3 separate regions of the Mus musculus genome follow, and regions 1 and 3 are each linked to region 2. The links are chromatin loops, found by intact Hi-C in ENCODE. Cell type or tissue: heart. All regions are shown on one strand. Links, peaks and the distances in the headings refer to the core of each region. The heading gives the core; the rest is flanking DNA.

The links. A loop is a pair of places that touch in the nucleus more often than their neighbours do. Peaks named below come from ENCODE experiments on the same cell type or tissue, not always from the same donor. Only the 100,000 strongest peaks of a DNase experiment are listed, where the experiment ranks them.
Region 1: a loop joins it to region 2, with 7 times the contacts of the local background. A loop is called at or near these places in 2 of 42 quality-filtered maps.
Region 3: a loop joins it to region 2, with 2.9 times the contacts of the local background. A loop is called at or near these places in 2 of 42 quality-filtered maps.

The regions. Positions count from the first base shown.
Region 1 is chr4:109,673,816-109,681,508 of GRCm38, forward strand. It overlaps Faf1 (Fas-associated factor 1), which reads left to right and starts at 2,812. Exons shown (of 19, transcript NM_007983.2): 1 at 2,812-3,257. The coding sequence starts at 3,213. In heart, for the core only: a CTCF peak has its summit at 3,154; a DNase peak (open chromatin) is centred at 2,766; H3K4me3 peaks cover 2,240 bases; H3K27ac peaks cover 1,872 bases.
Region 2 is chr4:109,277,192-109,284,884 of GRCm38, forward strand. Eps15 (epidermal growth factor receptor pathway substrate 15) reads left to right here and starts at 3,084. Exons shown (of 25, transcript NM_007943.3): 1 at 3,084-3,253. The coding sequence starts at 3,221. Gm40225 (a long non-coding RNA gene) reads right to left here and starts at 3,132. Exons shown (of 3, transcript XR_868003.2): 1 at 2,831-3,132. In heart, for the core only: CTCF peaks have their summits at 3,021 and 3,235; a DNase peak (open chromatin) is centred at 3,110; H3K4me3 peaks cover 1,731 bases; H3K27ac peaks cover 1,455 bases.
Region 3 is chr4:108,846,827-108,854,519 of GRCm38, forward strand. It overlaps Txndc12 (thioredoxin domain containing 12 (endoplasmic reticulum)), which reads left to right. Exons shown (of 7, transcript NM_025334.3): 3 at 6,343-6,395. Kti12 (KTI12 homolog, chromatin associated) reads left to right here and starts at 1,031. Exons shown (of 1, transcript NM_029571.2): 1 at 1,031-2,586. The coding sequence starts at 1,065. The coding sequence ends at 2,120. In heart, for the core only: a CTCF peak has its summit at 3,145 (motif pointing right); a DNase peak (open chromatin) is centred at 1,485; H3K4me3 peaks cover 1,888 bases; H3K27ac peaks cover 1,006 bases.

The DNA of each region.
Region 1 (7,693 bases), core at 1,083-6,082, 400 kb after region 2:
TTCAGTTTTTCAAGACAGGGTTTCTCTATGTAACAGAACTGGTTGTCCTAGAACTCATTTTGTAGACCAGGCAGGCCTTGAACTCACAGAGACCCATATGTCTCTGCTTCTCATATGCTAGGATTAAATGTGTGTACCACCATGCCTGGCTAGAGATAACAATAAAAATTCAAATTATTAGTATGAACCCAAGATTTTTGTTATGGATGTACCCTGATGAATATAAAAGAAATACTGGATGAAATGGTTTATAACCATCAAGAAACTTTCAACCTGTAGAAGGAGATAAACCATTTGTTGATTAAACAATTACAGGAAAAAATTCATAGAATTTGCCAGAACTGTGTTTTGTTAAAGTACTAAAGGCCATGGTTGGGGGAAAAAGGCAGGCATTCTTGTTAGCTTAAGCGTAATGAAAGGGGAGGCCTTGGAAGAACATGGAGGAGGAGCATACTGAGTAACAGCTAGCACATTAGGAGGCTTTAAGGCTATGGGCAGTTTTCCTATGCAGTATGTCACTCACTGTTTGAAACTGCTAAGTTTTCTTAGTTTTGAGTGAGAGATTAAAGATTCATAGAGAGGTTGGAAAGGGGCAAAGTTAGGTCTCAAACACAGAAATGCTATGAAATGTATGCTAATTTTACACAAAGATTTGAAGTTTCTCATTTATCTCCTGAAACGATCTTGTCAGGAGTTGAAATTAGTAATAGTTGAATGACTCATCCATGTTTCGACAGCTAATTTTTTGGGGAAATCATTCTGAAACCTCATATGTTTGAATATCGGGGTCGTTACTCCCATCTCCCTGCATGTATTGTATTATTTCAATTTTCAGATGGAGAGAAGGGAAAGAGGAATGTGCGTAGTGTTTGAATGAGTTCTGAGGTAGTCACTTGTCAGTTTTGCAGGGTTTCATTAGCCTGGCCATATATAACACTGAATACCTGCTTTGTTCTGAGGGCCCATGCTAACTGGGTTATTGGATTGCCTCACTTATATTGTTGACATTGGGTTTCACCTCATGATTCCTATTTATGACAATTTCAGAATCTCTCCTTTTAGGTACAGCAAGGAAAAAGACTACAAAGTTTTGTTGTTGTTGTTGCCTTTTAAAACAAAACAAAACAAAACAAAACAAAACAAAAACCAGTATCACCATGTAGCCCAGTCTGGCCTGGAACTCTCTATGCCCTGCCTGCCTCTGCACCCCTAGTGCTAGAATTAAAGGCATGGATCAGCACATCAGACTCAGGGGTTTCTATTTCTTACTTAGCTGATTCTGCACATTAAAACAAGTTCACTTTATAGGTCTGGGGAGGTTCAGTGATTTAGAGTACTTGCTATTGAAGAGGACCAGGGTTCTATTTCCAGCACCCACATGGTGGCTTATAACCATACATAACTCCAGTTCCAGGGATTCACACATCCCTTGCTGGCCTCCATGGGCACCAGGCACCATATGGTACATATATATGCACACAAAGGCAAAACACTCATAAAATACAACAAATAAATAAAAAAAACATACAAGTTATCACAGAATTGTATGCCAGATTGCTTTTAGTAAGAGAACCATGGAATCCATTTTTCCACCTGGTGGTTTTAGGGATCTAACCAAGAGCCTGTGTATGCCTGGCAAGTGCTCTATCTACTATTGAGTTTCATCTCCAGCAAATCAAGATCTTAACATAAATAGCACACTTCTTTGCATTCAAGGGATTGAATATTTGATTCAGTCTTTCTATTTTTTTTTTTTTAATGGATACACTCCTAGCTTAAAAAGCTTAGGCATGAATTCTTTATGGTGATTTCATCAGTTCTTATTTTTGTTTAACATTTCCAGAGTTTAACATACTTTCCAGGGCATGGATGTGTCCTTTAAAAGTCTGTAAGTTCCTACTTTGTGTGTGTGTGTTTGTGTGTGTGTCAAGATTGAATATATTGTCACCCTTCCTTGGCCTAGATGGCAATTACAAATTGTCATATAGGTTTTGGATGTTTTAGGTACAAAGGTTGCTAATTTCTGACCATTAGTTGAAATCTTCAGAAATTATGAGTAAGTGTACCATACCGTTACTTATGAAAATATTTTAAATAAAATATGTGAAAGTGTACTCAAGTTTTCTACATGTAATGCTCTAAAAATGTAGATATTGCAGTAGAAATATTTTCCCGTAAATATCAACTTAAAAATGTTCAGCATCCTTTTGAGGTCTGAATCCTCACCCTCTGAGTTTCTATGTTCCAGACATATTATTGTCTGCTGGATACCTCAGTGTTTGTGCCTGAGATTGCAGACTCAGAAATAGGAGGTTCCAGGTAGGGAGTGACAGTATGTAAGCGGCTTTTTACCATAAGGCTGAGAGTGAGAGACCGTCCACGAGGAGGTATTTTGGTGAGAGGAAAACCTACAATGTTAGGAATGCTGCTGGCCAGGCGGTTTATGGAGTGTGCTGAGCTGGGCTGAGGCTGGCGGTGCTTTGCGTATGACTAAGCACGTGAGGCGCCGAATCACAGTCCGGCCTCGGCCAGGGGGAGGCCGCACCTCCAGGCCTAGGCTTCAACCCAAACCGGAATAACCTGTTGCGGGTCCTCAGGCTCCGGGGGGTGGGGGAGACGCACAACGGCGTCCTTGCCACACAGGCCGGCGACCCCGCCCGCAAGCCGAGCGCCAAAGCGCTTGACAGGAGGGCAGTCACGTGACAGCCGCAAAGCGCCGCTTTGCGACCTCGATGACAGGCAAAATGTGCGACAGCCCAGGCGCCGGCCAACCAGGGGCGGAGGCGGCGGCCGGGGAGGAAGCGGAGGAGGCGGAGGCGGCTGTGGCGTTGGCCCGCCTGCTCCTTCTCTCGCTTTCCCCGCCCCCGTCGGGTTTGCCGTGGCTGGAGGGAGCCGGGCGCGCGCTGTCGCAACCTGTCCTCCTCCCAGGCGGCGACGGAAGGACCGGCCCGGCATCGAGACCAGCCTCCCCGTCCCGGCAGCTGCGGCGAGGGCTCCGCGGGGCGCAGGCGGGCTCAGGGCGGCTGAAGGTTACCGAGTGCATGAGCACCTAGTCTCCCGCGCTGCCCCGCCCGCCGGTCCGCCGGCCCTCCCGCCGGCTCGCCCGCCAGCCCTTCGCCACCCGGCGGCGGCCGCAGCTTCGGCCGCAGGAGGCGCCGTCTCGCTCCCAGGTGCGCGCTTCGTTCCCGGAGCCGCGGAGCTCGGCGGCCGCCATGGCGTCCAACATGGACCGGGAGATGATCCTTGCGGATTTTCAGGTGAAGTGTCTGGCTCTGCTCGCTTCCCACCTCCAACTTGGCGCCTCGGGGTGGTAGCGCGGTGGCCTCTTCCCAGCGTTTGTTTGAGCACCGCAGTGGTTGTAGTGTGGGCTTTTCTACCCTACGTGGCTCAGGATGTGTGTATATTGTGAACCTTGGGGAACATGTATTTCATATGTTCTCTCTCTCTCTGTGTTGAATGATATTTTTACGTTTGGGGATATAGTGATTTGGGGGTTACTATGTATGTGGGCTCTTTCTCAGTCTTATGAGGCATGTGTAGAATGTGGGTTAATTGTGGGGTGTTTGGGTTATTCCATGAGGGGACAGTGATGTGTGGTGTGGAGAGTGTGTTGCTATGGGTGTGGTGTATTGTATGAAGTGGAGAGTGAAAAGGTAGAGTGATGAGGAGGTGATGAGACTAGTCGGGCTTTGTGGTCCTTTTCAAAGAGGGGTAGGCAGTTGAGACGCTGGAGGCCTTATTGCAATCTGGAGGGTAGAAAATAAGGAGGCAGAGAGGCAGGATGTATCTCTGCAGTGAATTCACAAACTTAATAACCCGTCCACATTTGCAGATTCCTTTCCCTTACAGACTTCAATTGTTTGGTGTCCTTTAATTAATTAATTCAAAGTAAAGATTGTTCCCTTACCAAACCCTCCTGTAGTAATCCTGGCATGTAAGTATCCTAGGGAGGCCCTTTGAAAGGAGAGCTGTGTGCATCTGGAAAGACTTGCAGTTATTAACACTACACTGTGAATATTTTCTTTGCCCCTTGATATTTACTGAAAAAACACATTTTAGTGCCATACACATATTGTTTGGAATTATATTTTTCAAATAAAGGCAGATTTTCTCCCACACTGACTTTACTTCACAGTCTCTGTAGGTAGTACTACATTTTTACTTAGTGTTTTGGTGACCATTTTCCAAGATTTTGCTCTGTTTTTTTTTCTAGTAGTTATCTGGCACACTAGGAATATGCTTATATATACTTTTTGATTATACTGCAACATATAAACTAAAAAAGGATGCTTTTAAAAAGAAGAGTTGGCCATGGCATTTTGTAGGCTTTAGAATAGCCTGAGTTCTTTATCTTAGTGTCTCCCTATGTGCATCCCAGGGTGGCATCTAATTTAATATAGTCTTCCTACCCCAGCTTCTCACAGTACTGGGATTACAGGTGTGATTCACCATGTCCATTTCTTAGATGTAGTTTTTACCCAGTTTGTGTTTTGATGAGGACAGCAACAAATGGTGTAATTTATCCTAGTCCTAATGTGATTATAACTTTGTTTTAATTTTGTAAATTTTTAAAACCTCTAACAACTGTAGTTGATTTCTGTCTTTCTGTCAGTCACTATGCTTGTTATTATTATTTTTTTTTTGAGGCATAGTTTCAATATATATATATAGCTCAGGCCAGTCTTAATTGTTTCTTCAGTGTTGGGATTATAGGAGTGTATGCCACAATACCTGGGTCACTATTAATATTAGCTAAAGGACTTGTGCCCAGAGGCAGAGTAATATTTTTGAGGTACATCAAGACTTTGGTTTGGAAATCAAAATGACTATTTTTAATCACATTATTAAATTCCAATAACATTTTTTTCCCAGTCTTTCTTTCCCCGTTGAAAATGTCTTCCTTTTGCAGTAGCTGGAGATTGAACCCAGAGCTTTGTGCATGTTAGGCAAAAGCTCTACCACTGGTCTACATTTCCAGCCAAAGATTTCTCCTATTAGAATAGTATTGGAATGGTCTTATAGGCCATATTGTGCACACTGTTTATAACTGGAAAAAATTTTCTAATCGCATTTGGTGTGAACAGCCTTCATATACTAAAAAAGATATTTAGAAGACTGTGTCTCTGTACTTTAAACACATTAATCTTTTTTGTGTTTAGGAACCTGTGATCCTCTCACCAATTAAAACACTGCATCATTTTGTTTGTGTCTTTCTTTAAAAATTGATCATTGTGCCTGGCGTGGTGGCACACGCCTTTAATCCCAGCACTTGGGAGGCAGAGGCAGGCAGATTTCTGAGTTCGAGGCCAGCCTGGTCTACAATGTGAGTTCCAGGACAGCCAGGGCTACACAGAGAAACCCTGCCTCAAAAACAAAAAAACAAAAAAACAAAAAAAAAAATTGATCATTGTAATCTTTATTGTAGGTTTTTTTTTTGGTATTAATTTAAAAATAAGCAACTATTATAAGAAAATCAAGAAACTTATTGTAAAGATTATACCACAAGTCCTGGCATGCAGCTGTGGGAAATGTAGCTCAGTGGTAAAGCACTGTCTAGTTTAGCATATGTAAGGCCCTGGGTTTGATATGTAGTATTACATTCATACACACAAAAATGCATGTATGCCCATATATACATACACACAAACATAAGACATGACATGTAGATTCTTAGTTATTACTTGTTTAGCTGAGTACCTTCCCAAAAATGAATGTAGTAAAATTATGTTTATTTTATGTGCTTTTGAGAATTAGTAATGATATGAGAGCTTAGCATGCTCTTAGAAAGGACACAATTTGTTTTTGAGACAGTGTTGTAAATATTATAAGGGGGTTTCTGCAACCCCTTAGATCATTTAGCTCCCAAATAAAAGACACAAAATTTTTATAATAAGTATTATAATAAACCTCTATATTTATAATAAACTTTATAATAAAAGCACCAGCATTGGACAGATATCAACCCTCTATGCTATTTTGCCTACTTTGCTATCTATAACCCCGAGATACCACTTGCCATATTCAGCCTGGGCTGCTCCTACTCCAGCAGGCCAGCCTTAGGATCATGTGCTCACCTACCACACCCTCTTCCTCCTTCCTCCTCTCTCCTCATGGTCCCTGTCTGAGACCCTCCTACACCTAGAAACCTTTGCTCCACCCCTTCTCTTCTGCCCAGCCTAGCCTGTAGGCATCTTTACTAACCATGGATAACTTGGAGGACAAGGGGTCTGCTCGTCTTGGAACAACCAGATCTTGGGGCACAGAATTTAGCATTTGAATACAAGCAGAACCAGACCAGTCTCCTACAAGACAGGGTTTCTCTGTGTACCCCTGGTTGTTCTGGAATTTAATCTGTAGACTATGCTGTCTCTGAACTCACAGAGATGGCCTGCCTCTGCCTTCTGAGTGCTGGGACTAAAGGTGTGCACCACCATCACCTTGCAAAAGTGCACAATTTTGAATTAAATTTTAAGAATTCTTATACGTGCTTGTTTAGTTTTAGTGTTTACAATAGCCAAACTATGGAGCCAGGCTACACCTTCCTCACTAGTAAGGACAATGTGGTGCAGATAATGGAGCTCTATTTTCCTTTAAAAAGAATGAATTAAAACAGAATGAGACTGAATGTGGTGATATACACTTCTTTTTTTTTTTTTTTTTTTTTTCCAGACAGGGTTTCTCTGTGTAGTCCTGGCTGTCCTGGAACTCACTCTGTAGACCAGGCTGGCCTGAAACTCAGAAATCTGCCTGCTTCTGCCTCCCGAGTGCTGGGATTAAAGGCATGTACCACCATGCCCGGCTGTGATATATACTTTTAATCCCAGCACTTGGGAGGGAGCCAGCAGCAGGGGGATCTCTTGAGTTCAAGAGCAGCTTGGTCTATATAGAGAAACCCTGTCTCAAAAAAAAAAAAAAAAATTGAGGTTAACTCATTTGCGGATATTTATGTTGGGCAAAATAAGACAGACTCAGAAACACAAATATTGTCTAATATACAGAATCTATGGGCAGATATATTTGTTTATATACACACACATATTATGACAAGAAAGGAGGATTATTTGTGTGGTGGAAAGGGACCACTAGTGAGAGGAGGGAAGGAGGGACAAATGGTTTTTGAGGAGACAATATGGGCAAAAGTACAACATTGACTATTTGTGAAATTGTTAAAACGAAACCCATTGTGTTTTGTGTGCTAACTGAAAAATTTTAAAGGTTCTGGTAGGATATTATGAAGTCATTAAGATATGTAATACTTATTGAAGATTTGGGGGAAAAAAAAACCCTCAGTAAGCCAGGCGGTGGGAGCACAGCTTTAATTCCAGTTCTGGAAGGTCTCTGTAGGTTGATCTCTATGAGTTCGAGGCAGAGCAGGTTCTAGGACAGCCAGGGAGAAATCCTTGAAAAACAAGAAACAAAAAAACCAAAGACCAGAAAAACAAAAGAGCAAAGAAAGAAAGAAAGGAAGACAGAAAGAAGAAAGGAAGGAAGGACAAAAAAAAAAAAACCCAACTCAGTTAAAACCTTTACATGCATTTGAATATTTTATTTTCTAGTATTTGCATTTATTTATCCGATTATATAACATAAGAAAGCAATTATTTCTAACAAGGTCAGTGAAAAAGCCTTTCTGAAACTCCTCCATTTGCGTTTAGGAAAAAAAATTAGAGTTTGATCTTTGGCTAGATAGCCA
Region 2 (7,693 bases), core at 970-5,969:
CTTGGCTCAACTCTGTTTGCTCAGTCCCTGCTCGCTCCAGCTCAAAGACCGGTGGTTGTGAGCCATCACGTGGTTGCTGGGATTTGAACTCAGGACCTTTGGAAGTGCAGTCAGTGCTCTCACTTGCTGAGCCATCTCACCAGCCCATCTTCAAACACAAACTTGTCTGACTTTCAGATTTCTGAACTTCTACACTTCTCTCTACAACTTCAAACACTTCATACGTCATTCACAGCCCCCCTAAATTCCTATAATTAGTAAGTGACTTTTCAGTTACACCAATGGTTCTGATCTCTAAGTTTTGTTCATTTCAATATATCAACTGCTTTTGCTATTAGACATGTAACCTTGGGCAAATTATTTGACCTCTGTGGTGCTGAGTACCTCATTTGGGAAGTGAGTGTGATAATTGCTTCCTTTTAGGGTGTTTTTGTGAAGTTCAAACTTATAATGTGAAGTAATAGATGCCAATAGAAATATCAGTTGGGTTATAGTTGATGTTTCAAACTGGAATAGTTTCTCCTCTTCTCCCTTGAGCCAAAAGGAATAATGGCAAAAAGAAGTCAAAGGAGATACTCCTGACTAAGTGTTTACTCATCAGACCTGTATAACTTGCTCTTTGAGGCTGGATCAAATCAGAGGAGTCTAGGTAGACTTGGGAAGGGAGTTCTTGAGACCTCTCTGGTTTTTGCCTCTGATGGAAAAAGTCTAAAAATGGAAGTGGAGCCAACTAGATCTTGGGTTTTTCCAGCTGTCTCAGTGTATTGAGGAATCCTATTATAATGATAAAGGCTGTGGCCCTGATAGACGTGTGGGTTTTGTCCTGGAAACCACCATTAGGGAAAAAGGAAGCAAACACATATTGAGGTTGGGTACTTCTGTGTCTGAGGGACCTGCAGTAGAGAGTTAGTCTTCTTTAAGGCCAGTCAGATGTAGGCAGGTCATCAACTAACTCTTAAAACGAGGCAGAGGATATGGCCTTTGAAGCAGCTTACTAGATTAGTGCAATGGCTGCCAAGACTGCTAGCCTGAGTTCCATCCCCGAAACCTCCATGGTGGAAGGAGAGAATCTACCCCCTCCCCAAGTACTACACACACACACACACACACACACACACACACAATAAAAAAGGCAGAATAAAAAAGTCATATCAAAGTAACTAAAAGCTGGTATGCAGACTTCCTAGACCTTCTGAAGTAGGCTACATACAAACTGAGTGTAGTTTTACATCAACCTGACACAAGTTAGATTTATTAGACACGAGGAAACCTCAGTTGAGATAAAGCCTCCATAAGACCTCACTGTAGGGCATTTTCTTAACTAGTAGTTGGTAGGAGAAGGCCCAAGCCTGGGTTCTATAAGAAAGCAAACTGAGTAAGTCAGTAAGCAGCACCCCACCATGGCCTCTGCTTCAGACCCTGCCTCCAGGCTCCTGCCCTGTTTGAATTCCTTTCCTCACTGCTTTTGATGATGACCAGACTGTGAGGGAAATAAATTCTTTACTCTTCGGGTTGTCTTTGGTCATGGTGTTTCATCACGGCAGTAGTCACCCTAAATAAGAACCTTTGCAGATGACAATTTCAGGTAAGCGGTTCCTTATTCTAACTAAGTGTGGCAAAATGAAAAAGAGTAAGGTGTATAATGTTGAATACAGGCAGGACAAAGGCCTTCATTTAAGCATATACTATAATGTTATGGTGTTAAAATACATATATATTAAAAAATCTCTGCCACTGGTGAGCTGAGGGGGGTGGTTAGACTTATGTAAACAGGTCATTAGGAGGTTGTTGCCCTCTTCTAGTAAAGTCAACAAAAGAGTATGAACACTAGTTTGGAGAGACAATACTCTGTCAAGAGGTGGCATTTATGACAAAAAGGAATTTGAGAGGAACCGGGCACTGGTGGCACATTCCTTTAATCTCAGCACTTGGGAGGCTGAGGCAGGCAGATTTCTGAGTTCAAGGCCAGCCTGGTCTACAGAGTGAGTTCCAGGACAGCCAGAGCTATACAGAGAAACCCTGTCTCAAAAAACCAAAACCAAAACCAACCAACCAACCAGACAAAAAAAAAAAAAAGAATTTGAGATGGGACTTTATGCACTCACTGTACCTCTGAACTCCACTGTGGCCCTACACCTGCTTTTTTTTTTTTTTTTTTTTTTTTTTTTTAAATTAAACAGTCTAGGCAGGACAGGGAGCAGGCAAGGCAAGCAGTTCCTTCTTGCTCCCAAGATTTTTACTTTAGAAGGATTTACATGCCTTCTTAATGTGATAGCAGGTAGAAAGATTTGTAATCCAGCTTTCTAGTTAGTTTTTAAACTTCGGGTAAGAGAGTTGTTTTGTTTTGTTTTGTTTTTTCTTTTCGGGGAGGCCCTTTTCTTTTTATTTCAGTCAGGGCCTTACTATGTGTCCTTGAACTCACTATGTAGAGCAGGCTGGCATGGAACTCTCAGAGATTAAAGGTATGTGCCACCATGCCTGGCTGGCTTTCACCATCCTCATTTGTATAACTTCTTTCTGTTTCAAATCCCCTATTCACACAATTTTTTAAAAAAGTATTTAGGCCTGGAGTAGTGGTACATCTCCTTAATCCCAGCACTCTGGAGGCAGAGGGAAGTGGATCTCTGTGAGTTTGAGGCCAGCCTGATCTATACAGTGAGCTTCGGGATAGCCATGGCTACACAGAGAGAGACCTTGTTTTAAACAAACAGCAAACAAACAAAAGCATTTAGTGCAGAATCACACACAATCAGAATTATTTAATGTTATTACTACTAAACCGCTCCTGTCATTACTTAGTACCATTACTTTTTTAGTTCCCACAACCCACCTGGACATGGTTCTAATTTCTCCCCGCACTTTACAGAAAACAGCAGCCCAGGAAGAAGGATGGTGGGTGACCTGCCTAAACTCAGGTCTCTGTGGCGCCGCCTCCGCTGACCGTCCACCCCAGAGCCCTATCCGCACCGGGTTTTCCAGGGAGGCCGGGGTCAGGGCCTGGTTCCGCGGCTCAGACTCCCGCTCCGGGCTTTGCGCGCCGCCACGGCCTGTGAGGCCGGCGGGGCGGGGCGGGGCGGGGCGGCGTGAGGAGGGAAGTTGTCGAAGTTCGGGGAGACGCCCGGCCGCCGGCCTCGCCTACGGCCTGTCCCTCCGCCTCCTTCCCGCCCCGGGCCCCCGTCCGTCCGTCCTTCCTTCCCCTCCCGTGCATGATGGAAACACCATGGCTGCGGCAGCCCAGCTCTCCCTGACACAGGTAACGCCGCCCGCCGGTCGGCCCGGCTCGACCCGCCGGGGTTCCCCGGCCCTCCCTCCCCCCCTCCACCGCTCTGGGGCGCTGGCGCGGCGGCTGCCCTCGGGCCGCACGGTGGGAGCGCGTGTGAGGAGTGCGGGCGCCATCCCGAGTCGGAGCGGGAGCGGCGAGCCGGGGCCGCCGCACCCCCGCCCCGGGTCGCCGGGCTCTCGGCTCCGCCCCGCGCGGCTCCCACCCGGCCGCCGCCCCCGCCGCGGGTCTCCGCGCCGCTCTCCTCCAGGTCCCGTCGGCGCTCACCTTCTCGGCAAGTTTCTCCTCCGGGCCTGACGGCCGCCAGGTGAGCTCCGGTGGGGCTCACGCTAGACAGCGGCCGCGGGCGATGCGAGGCTCGACTTCGGCGGGGCAGGGTTCCCTCAGCTTCGCTCTGCTCCGGTCCGCGGGAGCGACGACTGCCGAGTTCCCCTCAGTTCCCTCAAGTCAGCCTGGCTTCCAGAAGTCGCATCCTGTCCGGGCACTTGACCCACTCACTTCTGCTCAGATCCCCTTGCAGACTTTCCCACCCGCGAGGGCGCCGTCTCTGATCGTCGTCCGAGGGGTCATGGTGCCAGCCTTCTGCAGGTGGGGCGCCTCTTTCCTCCCTGGTGCCCGGAACCACCGGGGAGATAACTTTGTCCTGGGACGATCTCGACCAAAAGCTGTTCTCGGAGTCTGTTCTCGGAGTCTCGCCTCTTTATCATCATCATCATTATTAAAATGTTCTCTTCCTTCAGAGCCCCATCCTCGAGGGATACATCTAAACATCACTCACTTAGGAGAACCTGAGTTCTCCGTTTCTGTAAAACCAAGCGTAGTCATCTCAAGACACCCAGGAGGGATGAGGTACCAAACACCTGCCAGTCCCTTTCATCTTCACTGCCCAGAAGTTTGCCTTCTCCATAGCTGGGGGCTGTGTACTCCCTGGTATAAGCCCACCTCAGCCTATCAGCCTGCCCTGTGATAGCTCCCTGCCATCTTGTCTCCTTGGCCTAGATTTGCCTGTACTTATAAGGTAGGGCATGTGTTTGGGTAATAGATTATTTCTATGTTATGATAAAGAGGTTTTGAGGTGTTTCTTTCCAAGAACTTGGAGATAAAAAAGTATTTTCCCCAGGAGCCAGGGTGGAAATTTTATTTACTTATTTATTTTGAGACAGGGTCTCAAATAGATCAAGCTGGCTTTGAACTCACTATGTAATCAAGAATATCAAGAATGACCTTGATTTTGGATCCTTCTTCCTCCATCTCCCAAGTGGACTGTACCACTATATTAGTTTATTCATCGCCAGGGATCAGACTCAGGACTTCATGCTGGCTAGACAGGCCCTGTACCGACTGAGCCATATCCCCAGCAAAAGTGATTCTATATATACTGTATGTGTGTGTGTGTGTGTATTATAGTGCGCACACACACACACACACACACACACACACACAGAGGCATCCCACAGGTAAGACAGCCTTTAGGAATAACCTCATAAACTTTACATTTCCAAATTTATTTCCTGTGGGTCATTGTGTTTTGACTTGCATCTAACAGGGAAGAACTTTTAAGATGGCCCAGTCTTGTCATGAATCTGTTTAGAAGGGTCCTTCTGAAACTCACATTTGAGGAATGGAAACATTGACTTTTGGGTGTTGGCTTTCTGAGTCTAGATAGTGACCTGCCTTAAACATGATCTCTGTTGGCAGGCACTTGTATTCTGACTCTGTTGGCTAATTCTGGTAGTTTCCCCCGACCCCCCTATTAAAGATTTTGTTCCCTTGAAGACTTCTGTAGAATTGCTTCTTGGTTGTGTGCCTACTTTATTTTCTTCTTGGATTGTACTGTGTTTTTAGTTTCTGTTTAGGATCACTTATCTCTGGAAATTTGCTTCAGGCTCTCAGTTTTGTAGTCATTTTCATAATTTGCATATGTTCTTGTGGTTGTATAGTTAGGTGTTAAAATGTATCCAGAGTAAATGCTGAATCACTAAGGGGAAATTATTCTTTAGTATTTCATGTTTGAACTTAAATTGATAATTCAAATAAGTCAATTTAAAATATTTAGATATTAAAATACTAAGATATAGTGAGATATTATAAAGGCACAGGGGAAAAAGTTTTTAAAATATTTACTAATGTATCTTTTTCCTTCAAACTTAGCAGATTTATAGTTCTTAGATATAATTACTTATTTGTGTATGAGTGTTTGCCTGCATGTATATATGTATACCACATTCATGTCTGGTGCCCATATAAGACAGAAGAGAGTGTCAAATCCCTTGGAACTAGAGTTATGGATGGTTATAAACCACCATATGGCTACTGGGAACCGAACCTGAGCCCTCTGCAAGAGCCACAAGTGCTATTAACTTGAGCTGAACCATATCTCCAGTCCTTGATTTTAACATGTGTGTGTGTGTTGCACACATATGAGTGTGCAGGTGCATGTGCTGGTTGGAGTGCATGAAGAGACTAGAGGAGAATGTCAGGTGTCTTCCTGTATCACTGTCTGCCTTGCAGCCTTGAATGAGAGATTGCCATTTAGGCGGGCCAGCTTGTTTCTGCTCTTTACTGCTGGGGTTATAGGCATGCTTGGCCGTGCTAGGTTTTTATGTAGGTACTAGGGATTTGAATTCCACTCCTCATGTTACATAGTGTTTTTACCTACTGAGCCATCTCCTCAGTTCCTCATACTTTTTGTTTAAAAAGTTTTAGCTGCTTGAACTAAGTCAGATAATGGTGTAGTTTGGTTTCACATTCATTATTGATTTATTTATGTTACCTTGTGTTTCTTTTTTCTGCTCTTCTAACACAGAGCTAGATATGGTATACTCAAGTGGGAGATTCTTCAAGGTAGACATGTGGAAGGTTCAAAGTGTATGGCTATGTTGCCATTCTAGTCTGGGTTCGTTGACTTAGTGATCCTTCTGCCCCAGTCTCCCAAGAAGCTGGGATTATGGATGTGTGTGTCACTGGGCCCGCCCAGCAAAGGACATTTTAAATTTCACCTCTTTTTCCTCTGTTTATTTGGAAGAAATAAATCTTGTGTCTATGCCAAACCTGTTAAAGAGCTCTTAAACAGTTATGAAGATTAACTGGATGCTAGTTTCTGCCTCTGGTAATGATCGTTTTGGAATAGGTTAGTTAGTTCATTCATTCGTTCATTCATTCATTCAGCCAGCCAGTGTGTCTGTGTGTGTGTGTGAAAGAGTTTTTGTTTGTTTTTGAGACAGGGTCTCTAGACCTGGTTGTAACAAAGATCACTTTGCCTCAGCCTCCCAGGTGCAGGAATTAAAGGCATGCATTGCTATGCCTGCTTCTGTAAATATTTTATTAAGTATTAGATGTAACACATTGTATTAAGGTTGGCTTTTTAGTTTTTTGGCTTTTATCGTTTTAACTAAAGCAACAAATTAGAGAAAAAAGTGAAAATGTTTTAGTTTATGTTTCCCTTGCCTTTTGAATGCCTGCCAAACACTCCTCTAACTCTTTCTTAACTAAAGATTGAAATTGAGTTTTGTCTTCTAGAGATGATAGAATACTAGATTCTGAATGCCATTTTTAGCATTGCCAGTAAGTATGGTATGAATAATATCCTAATGAAGACAGGAGTAAAATCTTTAGGTCTCTGCTTTCTTTGCCTTAAAAATTGATCCACAGTGGTTAAGAGCACTGGCTGCTCTTCTAGGAGAACCTTGTTCAGTTCTAGGAGAACCTTGTTCAGTTCCCAGCACCTGTGTGCTAACAGCCATATGTAAATCCAGTTCCAGGGGATCCAGCACCATCTCCCGGCCTTTGCATGCACAGCACTTAGTAGGTGCAGATACACCCATACATATAAATATTAAAAAATATTATCCAACAAATATTGTTGAGCATTTACTATTGGCCAAGAATTAGTATAGCTACTTAGAATATACTAACAAAATAAAAAATTTTGAAGCTTAAAGACAAAAAGCATGGAGCTTACATTTTAATAGAGGACTTTAAACATTATTAAATACTTGGCCAGCTCTAACATTTTTGCTTTGCAAGTAATACCTGATGAAGTGTTGGTTTTCTCATTGTAGTTAGTGCTGCCCAACCTTACTTTTTCTCATTTCAGTTGTTTTCACTTTTCTTGTTGATAAGTAAAATCCAAATCCTACATGATGGCTCAGTCTAATCCCAGCAAGTGGGAATCTGAGACAGGATTACTGTGAGGCCAGAATGGCAACAAAGTTAAGTTGTAAGTCAGCCAGGGCTACAGAGAGTGTCTGTATGAAAAAGCAGAAAACAGTCCTGGCTCCTAGATGGAGAGCTGTAGGCAGCTATTGAATGCAGAGAGAGGGAGAATCAGTTTTTTTCTCAGGGATGAACTCCTAACTGGTTATCTAATACTAGGTCATCAGCCCCAAAGAAACGTATGTACAAGCCATACTA
Region 3 (7,693 bases), core at 1,083-6,082, 430 kb before region 2:
ATGTGTGTCCTATATTATATCATACTCCTGTCACACACATACTCACATTTATACTTCTGTACCTATCACACTTGTGCTTGCTGTTGTAAAACAGATCCTAAGTCTCATGACACGGGGGTCTCAACTCAAGCTTTCTGCAGGAGGATTGCCAAGTTTAATTAAAAAAAGATACCCAGCTAAATTTAAATTTCACACAAAGGAAAATTAAATATGCCCATGTAACTTATGCAACTTTTTAAAAATCTCAAAATCAGATTTAATTGGAAAATCTTCATTGTATTTGGCGACTCTATCCACGATGGAAATTTCAATTATTCTTTCAAGTTCAAAATCAAGTTCGCTCCGAGGGTATAGTGCTGAGGCATAGAGCATTCACAAGGTTCTAGCCCAGCAGCCCTCTCTACCAAACAAATAGAAACAAATTCAAGCATCAATCAAGTCTTCAAGGAGGTTTCCGGGCAGCTTTTTCACTTCTGTTCTTCACACTAAAGTACAGCTACCCATAAAAGTGTTTACTTTGCGTGGACACTTAATGCTTCCTGATACGAACCTTGATTTTTTTTTCCTTTTTTCCATATATATATTGTTTTTTTGAACCTTGATTTTCCTAGGGGAACAGTTTTTATTCATCTCTGACCCCAACCATGAAAGGATGTTGACGACTGAAATAGTTGTTATGAATAAACATTTACTAAGAGCTACTAGGTGTAAGAGAAGTCCTGAATAGAGAAACATCATTTGTAATTTGCCTTCTGTATGCTAAATGTGGTGCTAGTAATTTCGTTGAATGCCCATTAAATCCCATTTAATAAATACCCTCTTTGACGGAGGGTAATCTTATCCTGTTGAGGCCTTTAACGTTTGGTGTAAATAACTAACGCCATTCTAATCTTTGCGTCTCCTTTCTGAGAATGTTGGTCCTTGATCTGGTTGGTTAGAGTTCCGGTTTCCCATAGAAACAAAAGGTCCCGTAAGAGTGTAAGGGAACAGGAAGCTCGGTTTTCTCTTCCGGTTCCTGCCGGAAGTTGACGCCAAACATCCGCACATGGATGCCCCTGGAGATCATGCCGCTCGTCGTGGTTTGCGGGCTGCCGTCCAGCGGCAAGAGCCAGCGGACGGAGGAGCTCCGTCGGGCGCTGGCCAGCGAGGGCCGCGCGGTGTATGTGGTGGACGATGCTTCGGTGCTGGGCGCGCAGGACCCGACTGTGTACGGCGACTCCGCTGGTGAGAAGGCTCTGCGGGCTGCGCTGCGGGCTGCGGTGGAGCGGCGCCTGAGCCGGCAGGACGTGGTCATCCTGGACTCGGTGAACTACATCAAGGGCTTCCGCTACGAGCTGTACTGCCTCGCCCGGGCCGCGCGCACGCCGCTCTGCTTACTTTACTGCGTGCGGCCGAACTGGCCGAGCCGCGAGCTTCGGGAGGCTTCCGCCTCCGAGAACCGGGACCTGGCTGTCAGCGTGAGCTGGAGACCGCGGGCCGAGACCGGCGGGAAGTCTCAGGCGGCTGGCGCTGTGGAGGAACAGCGCGCCACCAGCCCCGTAGCCAACGGGGGAGTTCTGGCCGCTGTCTCAAAGGAACTGGATCCAGAGGAAATCCTGCCATCAAACCCTTCCGCTGTAATGACCCCGGGGTCCGAGAAATCTGCAGAGCCTGCGTCCTGTGCCTTTCCTCCCGAGGTTCTGGAGTCCTTAGCGCTGCGCTTTGAGTCTCCCGACTCCCGGAACCGCTGGGATCGCCCCTTGTTCACTGTGGTGGGTTTAGAAGAGCCATTGCCCCTCGCGGAGATCCGGTCTGCCTTGTTTGAGAATCGGGCTCCCCCGCCCCATCAGTCTACGCAGTCTCAGCCTCTAGCCTCTGGCAGCTTTCTGCACCAGTTGGATCAGGCCACAAGCCAGGTGTTGACCGCTGTGATGGAAGCCCAGAAGAGCGCTGTGCCCGGAGACTTCCTAAAGCTCCCTGGCACCACGGAGCCCCTCCGATTTACCCGACCCTTGACCTTAGCAGAATTGAGTCGCCTCCGTCGCCAGTTTATTTCCTACACCAAAATGCATCCCAATAACGAGAATCTGCCTCAATTGGCCAACATGTTTCTTCAGTATCTGAACCAGAGTTTGCACTAATGAGGTAGTGGGCAGCAGCTGTGGCTCGTGTCTGACTATTCTACTGTACTTTGTTTAGGAAGAATAGTCCGAAGGTCTGCAAAGCATACTGTAGTAAGATGGCCAAGTTTTGACTCGTTTTCTTAACTGCCACTGCCATACCCTGAGTGTGTAGTTAGCATAAGCTGAGGCATTGAGTGGTAGCTCCAAAAACACCAGGGGGCTTCGGTTGGAGTCTACTTAGGAATACTACACACCACTGTTGGCCTTCCATCGGGATTAAGTCAACTGTGAGTAGAAACCGAAGATAACAGTTTTGTATTCATAATGGCCTTTTCATACTCCAAGTACTTTTGAGCACAGAGCCTCTTGCTTCTGACCTGGCACTTGGAACACAGATATATATATCTTTTGTTCTGTCCCTGGGAAACTGATATTTGTGTAAGACAACCACCAGATATTTTCTCTAATAAAATCTTCTAAAATTACCTGCTGGTCTCTTGATGTAGTTTACTGTTTCCTCTGCAACTTAGTATTTTATATGTACATGTAGTATCTTTATATGAGAGGCTTGATTGCTTGGCCTATATATTGTAGCACCTTGCATGTTTATTGAATATTCTAAGGCAAACATTACTCTTAGTTTTGTTGGTAGCAAACAGTATTGGATTTTCATTATCCATATAGTTCTTCAGACTTGGCAGCTGTGTGAAGTGCAAACATGCTTAGCAGGATGAATGCCAGCCATCCCAGAATAACCTGTGCAGGGTTATTACTGACTGTTGACCAGTGGCTAGGAGGTGTTTGAGGAAGAGCTTTAGAAAAGTTACTATTTGAAATATCACTGTAGAATAGTCTGCTAAGGAACAAAATGCAACTTTTTAGACTTTCTAGACCTTGGAAGTTTCTTGCTACTTGTAAAGAGTTAACAAACATATTCCAAATTATATTTGTGTCAAAAAAATAATTTAGATTTGCTTTCCTTTTCTTTTTTTCCTTTTTTTAAAGATTTATTTATTTTATGTATGAGTATGCTGTCGCTGTCTTCAGGCACACCAGAAGAGGGCATCAGATCCTATTCCAGATGTTTGTGAGTCACCATGTGGTTGCTGGGATTTGAACTTAGGACCTCTGGAAGAGCAGTCAGTGCTCTTAACCACTGGGCCATCTCTCCAGCCCTTAGATTTGCTTTCCAACCTTCAAATTTTTCACTAGGTATGATACTCGCACCTGTAGTCCCAGCACTTGGGAGGTGAAAACAGGATTGTTGTAAATCTGAGGTCAGCCTGAGTTACAGAGTAAGATCCTACCTTTAAAAACAAACAAAACAAAAAAGCCCAGGGGGTGTTTTTGTCTGTACAGAAGCAACCAGTGGGTTGACTTTGGCCTACAGATTATTTTTGCTAACTCTTATTCTAGAATGGCTAATAGATGTTTGACAGGACTAAGCCATTCTAAAATACGCATGCTCTGAAAACTGGTGGACTGCCTTGGTTAATGTTTCCTTTGTAGTATCTACCACCTCTGATATATATGAAGGGCAGGAAAGGTTCATGTATGAAATGTAGGTTTGAGCTAGGCAACCTCAACAACCTTTTTCAACCTTCATTTCTGATTTTCTAGTAAATTATTGATTGACTTGGATTTAAACCTACATGTTCAGGCTGGCTCAGTGGTTAAGTGCACTGACTGCTCTTCCAGAGTTCAATTCCCAGCAGCCACATGTTGGCTCACAACCATCCAGGGATCTGAGTACCCCTTCTGCTGTGCCTGAAGACAGCATACTCAAATACACAAAATAAATAAATCTTAAAAACAAAAAAAACGGCCATCACTGGAAAGAGAGGCCCATTGGACACACAAACTTTATATGCCCCAGAACAGGGGAACGCCAGGGCCAAAAAGGGGGAGTGGGCGGGTAGGGGAGTGGGGGTGGGTGGGTATGGGGGACTTTTGGTATAGCATTGGAAATGTAAATGAGCTAAATACCTAATAAAAAATGGAAAGAAAAAAAAAAACAAAAAAAACAAACCCTACATGTTCTAGGACTGTCAATAATAGGCTCAGTGGTTAAGAGTACTGGCTGTCCTTCTAGTGGTCCTGAGTTCAATTCCCAACAATCACATGGTGGCTCGTAGCCATCTGTAATGGGATCTGTTTCCCATTCCCTCCTGTTTGATGCCCTCTTTTGTTGTGCAAGCATACAGCAAATAGAGCACTCATACATAAAATAAATCTTTTTAAAAACTACATATTTTATCTAGATGACTCTTCTAAATAAAGGATATTAATTGTCATGGCCAAAAAGAACATTGGTCTGGGAGTCAGTCCTTTTTTTTTTTTAATTTTTATTAACTTATAAATGGCAGAACTTACATTTATATAGTCAGATTTCTTTTTAATGATTTATGCATTTTTATTTTATATGCAATCTCTTAGGATTCTTGGTCTTTTTGGGTTGGGCTGGAGATTGAACCCAGAACTTGTACAAGCTGAGTAAGTGCTCTACCATTGATCAACATCACAGATTAATTTTCTCTTTTCTATGAGAACATTAATAGTGTCTACCCTAGATGAGTGTGATGGTGTATGCTTGTAATTCTATCGCTCAGGAAGCTGAGGCAGGGGGGTTGCCACGAGTGTTGGACTAGTTTAGGTTACATAGCAAAGACTCTGCGTCAAAAGCAAAAGGAGGACAGATGAGATGTCCTGGAGTGCTAAGAGTGCTCACCTCTAAGCCTAAGGAGCTGAGGTCAATCCCCAGGGCCTACTCCATGGAAGGAGAGGACCTCTGAGCTCCACAGTGTACATGCTCTCTCCCTCCCTGAAGCATGCTTGGGTCCACACACACTCAAATAAATAGAATTATGTTTCACATACACAAGCAAATGTAATTATTTACTTGGGGGAAAAGGGTCGGGGTCTCACTACATCACCTTGCCTGGCCAGCAACTCAATATTTAGAGCAAGCTAGCCTTGAATTAAGAAATCAGCCTCTCCTTCACTCCAGAAACACTTACATTTTCTCCAACAGTGACATCTTGGAAGAATGGACTCAGTCACGATAAGAGACTGGGTTCCAATCTTTTTACTGAAAAAAAAAAAAAGGAAGCAAGATGGAATATTCTAAACAAAGCACTTAGGGTTTAACAAGATGTGTTGCTAATTTCTGGTTTTGCACAAATAAAGAGAAGAAAGGCAAAAAAAAGAGAAATCAGCCTTCAGATTGCTGGCAATAAAGATGTGTGTCACTATGCATAGCCCATAACTGTAATTTTTAAAAAACGTTTCTAGAGTTCTTTGTGGGGCTGTATAGTATAATGCATGCAAAGTATTTAACATATAATAGTCACATTCAACACATTTTCATTATGATCACCTGGATCCTGCCATCTACTTACACTTGTGGTTTACAAGCCTTTAACGAGTCAGTCTATTCAGATTCTTAAGCCTCAGGTGAGATAGCTAAATAGTTTACCTAGAACTTATTTAACTAGTTAATCATGTAGAATAGCAGTGGTATATGGTAAATACTGTATGTTTGATATCAGTAATACTGTATGTTGGCATAGGGTCTGTAAAGACAAATGAAAATGTCCCAGAAGTTCTAGTGACTGTAGGCCCTGGCAATCTAAACCCAACCTGTCATGCTTACACAGCAAGTATTTTACCCACTGAGCCATCTCCCTGGCCTTATCAATAATTTTATTACTTATTTTATATTTATCATACTAATGAAAGTTACTTTTTGCCCTTTCAATAATTATGTAATAGTAATCATTTGGAAATACAGTAACATTTAGAATATTGTAATTTGATGTTTTTCTTCTACCTTTTTTCTCCCTACTTTTAAAGCCCAAATCTGTGGAATTTATAAAAACATCAGTATTTATACTTGTTTTTCTGATAATAATCTATGACTTGGGCTGGTGAGATGGCTCAACAGTTAAGAGCACCTACTGCTCTTCTGAAGGTCCTGAGTTCAAATCCCAGCAACCACATGGTGGCTCACAACCATCTGTAATGAGATCTGATGCCCTCTTCTAGTGTGTCTGAACACAGCTACAGTGTACTTAGATATAATAATAAATACGTCTTTAAAAAAATAATCTATGACTTAAGTAGTTGGATTGTTTTACAGTTTCTTTTGAAACCATACAAAAACCACATTTCTGCATTACCAATCATTTTGTTAGAGTACTTTTGAAGGATTTTACTATAATATACTTTCTTTGTTTTCAAGTGGCTTGCCGCTGATGGTGATCATCCATAAATCTTGGTGTGGAGCCTGCAAAGGTAAGTACGAGTGTTTCATCCCAAGGTCAGGCTTCAGATGTACCAGAAATGGCAAAGCACTGCTGAGTGCCTGGAGCACTTCCAAATGTCAGACAGAGCATCTTAGCAGAAGCTGGAATCCTTTACAGAGGGGCATAAATGGCTTAGGGAGGGAGGGAACCAATCAAAACCAGAGGATATTTTTGACTGTGGTGTGTATTCTTTCTGCCTGTTGTGATACCAGTCAGGTTTTATTTTTCACTGATAACTCGACAACTAGCAAAACCCTATTTCAAAAATGCAGCTGGGCATGGCAGCTCATGCCTGTAGTCCCAGCTCTCAGGAGGGTGAAGCAGAAGCATGGGCACAGGTGTGAGGCCACCCTTGACAACAGAGTGAGTGCCTGTCTCAGACATAAGTAAGGGGCTAGAGAGATGGCTCGGTGCTTAAGAGTACACACTAGCTCCTCCTAAGGAACACCTGACCTCTGAGCACTCACATTCATGTACATACCCCCCCACACACACACATGTACACATAATTAAATAAAATGAATAAGAGGAATGTGAATGCCAGACACTGCAGTGCATGCCTGTAATCTCAGCACTTGGTGAGGCAGGGGGATCAGAAGTTCAAGGCTAGCTTGGGTCCCACTGAGAGACTCTGTAGCTGATCTTTGCTACTTTGTGGGTTCTTTTTGCCACCCCTACACACACACACCAATTTTACCTCCTATTTACCTCCTATCATTAGGAAGGGAGGGAGGGGTGGAGGGAGGGAGGGAGGGAGGGAGGGAGAGAGAGAGAGAGAGAGAGAGAGAGAGAGAGAGAGAGAGAGAGATCCATCCATCCATCCCTGGGTCTAGTTTCTTTCCTTTTGTTTCTTCTTTAAGCACAACTACTAACAAACCACAACCAACCTCACCTCTCAGGGCCTTAGCATTTCTATACCTCTGAAATGTTTCCAGAATTTCGGAGTCACAAGATTGCAGAAAGCCATGCTCTGTTAGAACGCCAGGCAAATCATAGTCAGCTGCTGTGAAGCGGCCCATATCTCCACAACTGGGAGTAAGCACATGCTTGGGTTTTGTTTTGTTTTGTTTTCGAGACAGGGTTTCTCTGTGTAGCCCTGGCTGTCCTGGAACTCACTTTGTAGACCAGGCTGGCCTGGAACTCAGAAATCTGCCTGACTCTCCCTCCCAAGTGCTGGGATTAAAGGCATGCTCCACCATGCCCGGCGTGGTTCCTTTTTCAATGGAAATTACTGAAACATAACTATAAAAGGCAAACAGTGGAGGGCAGTGGGATGGCTTATTGGGT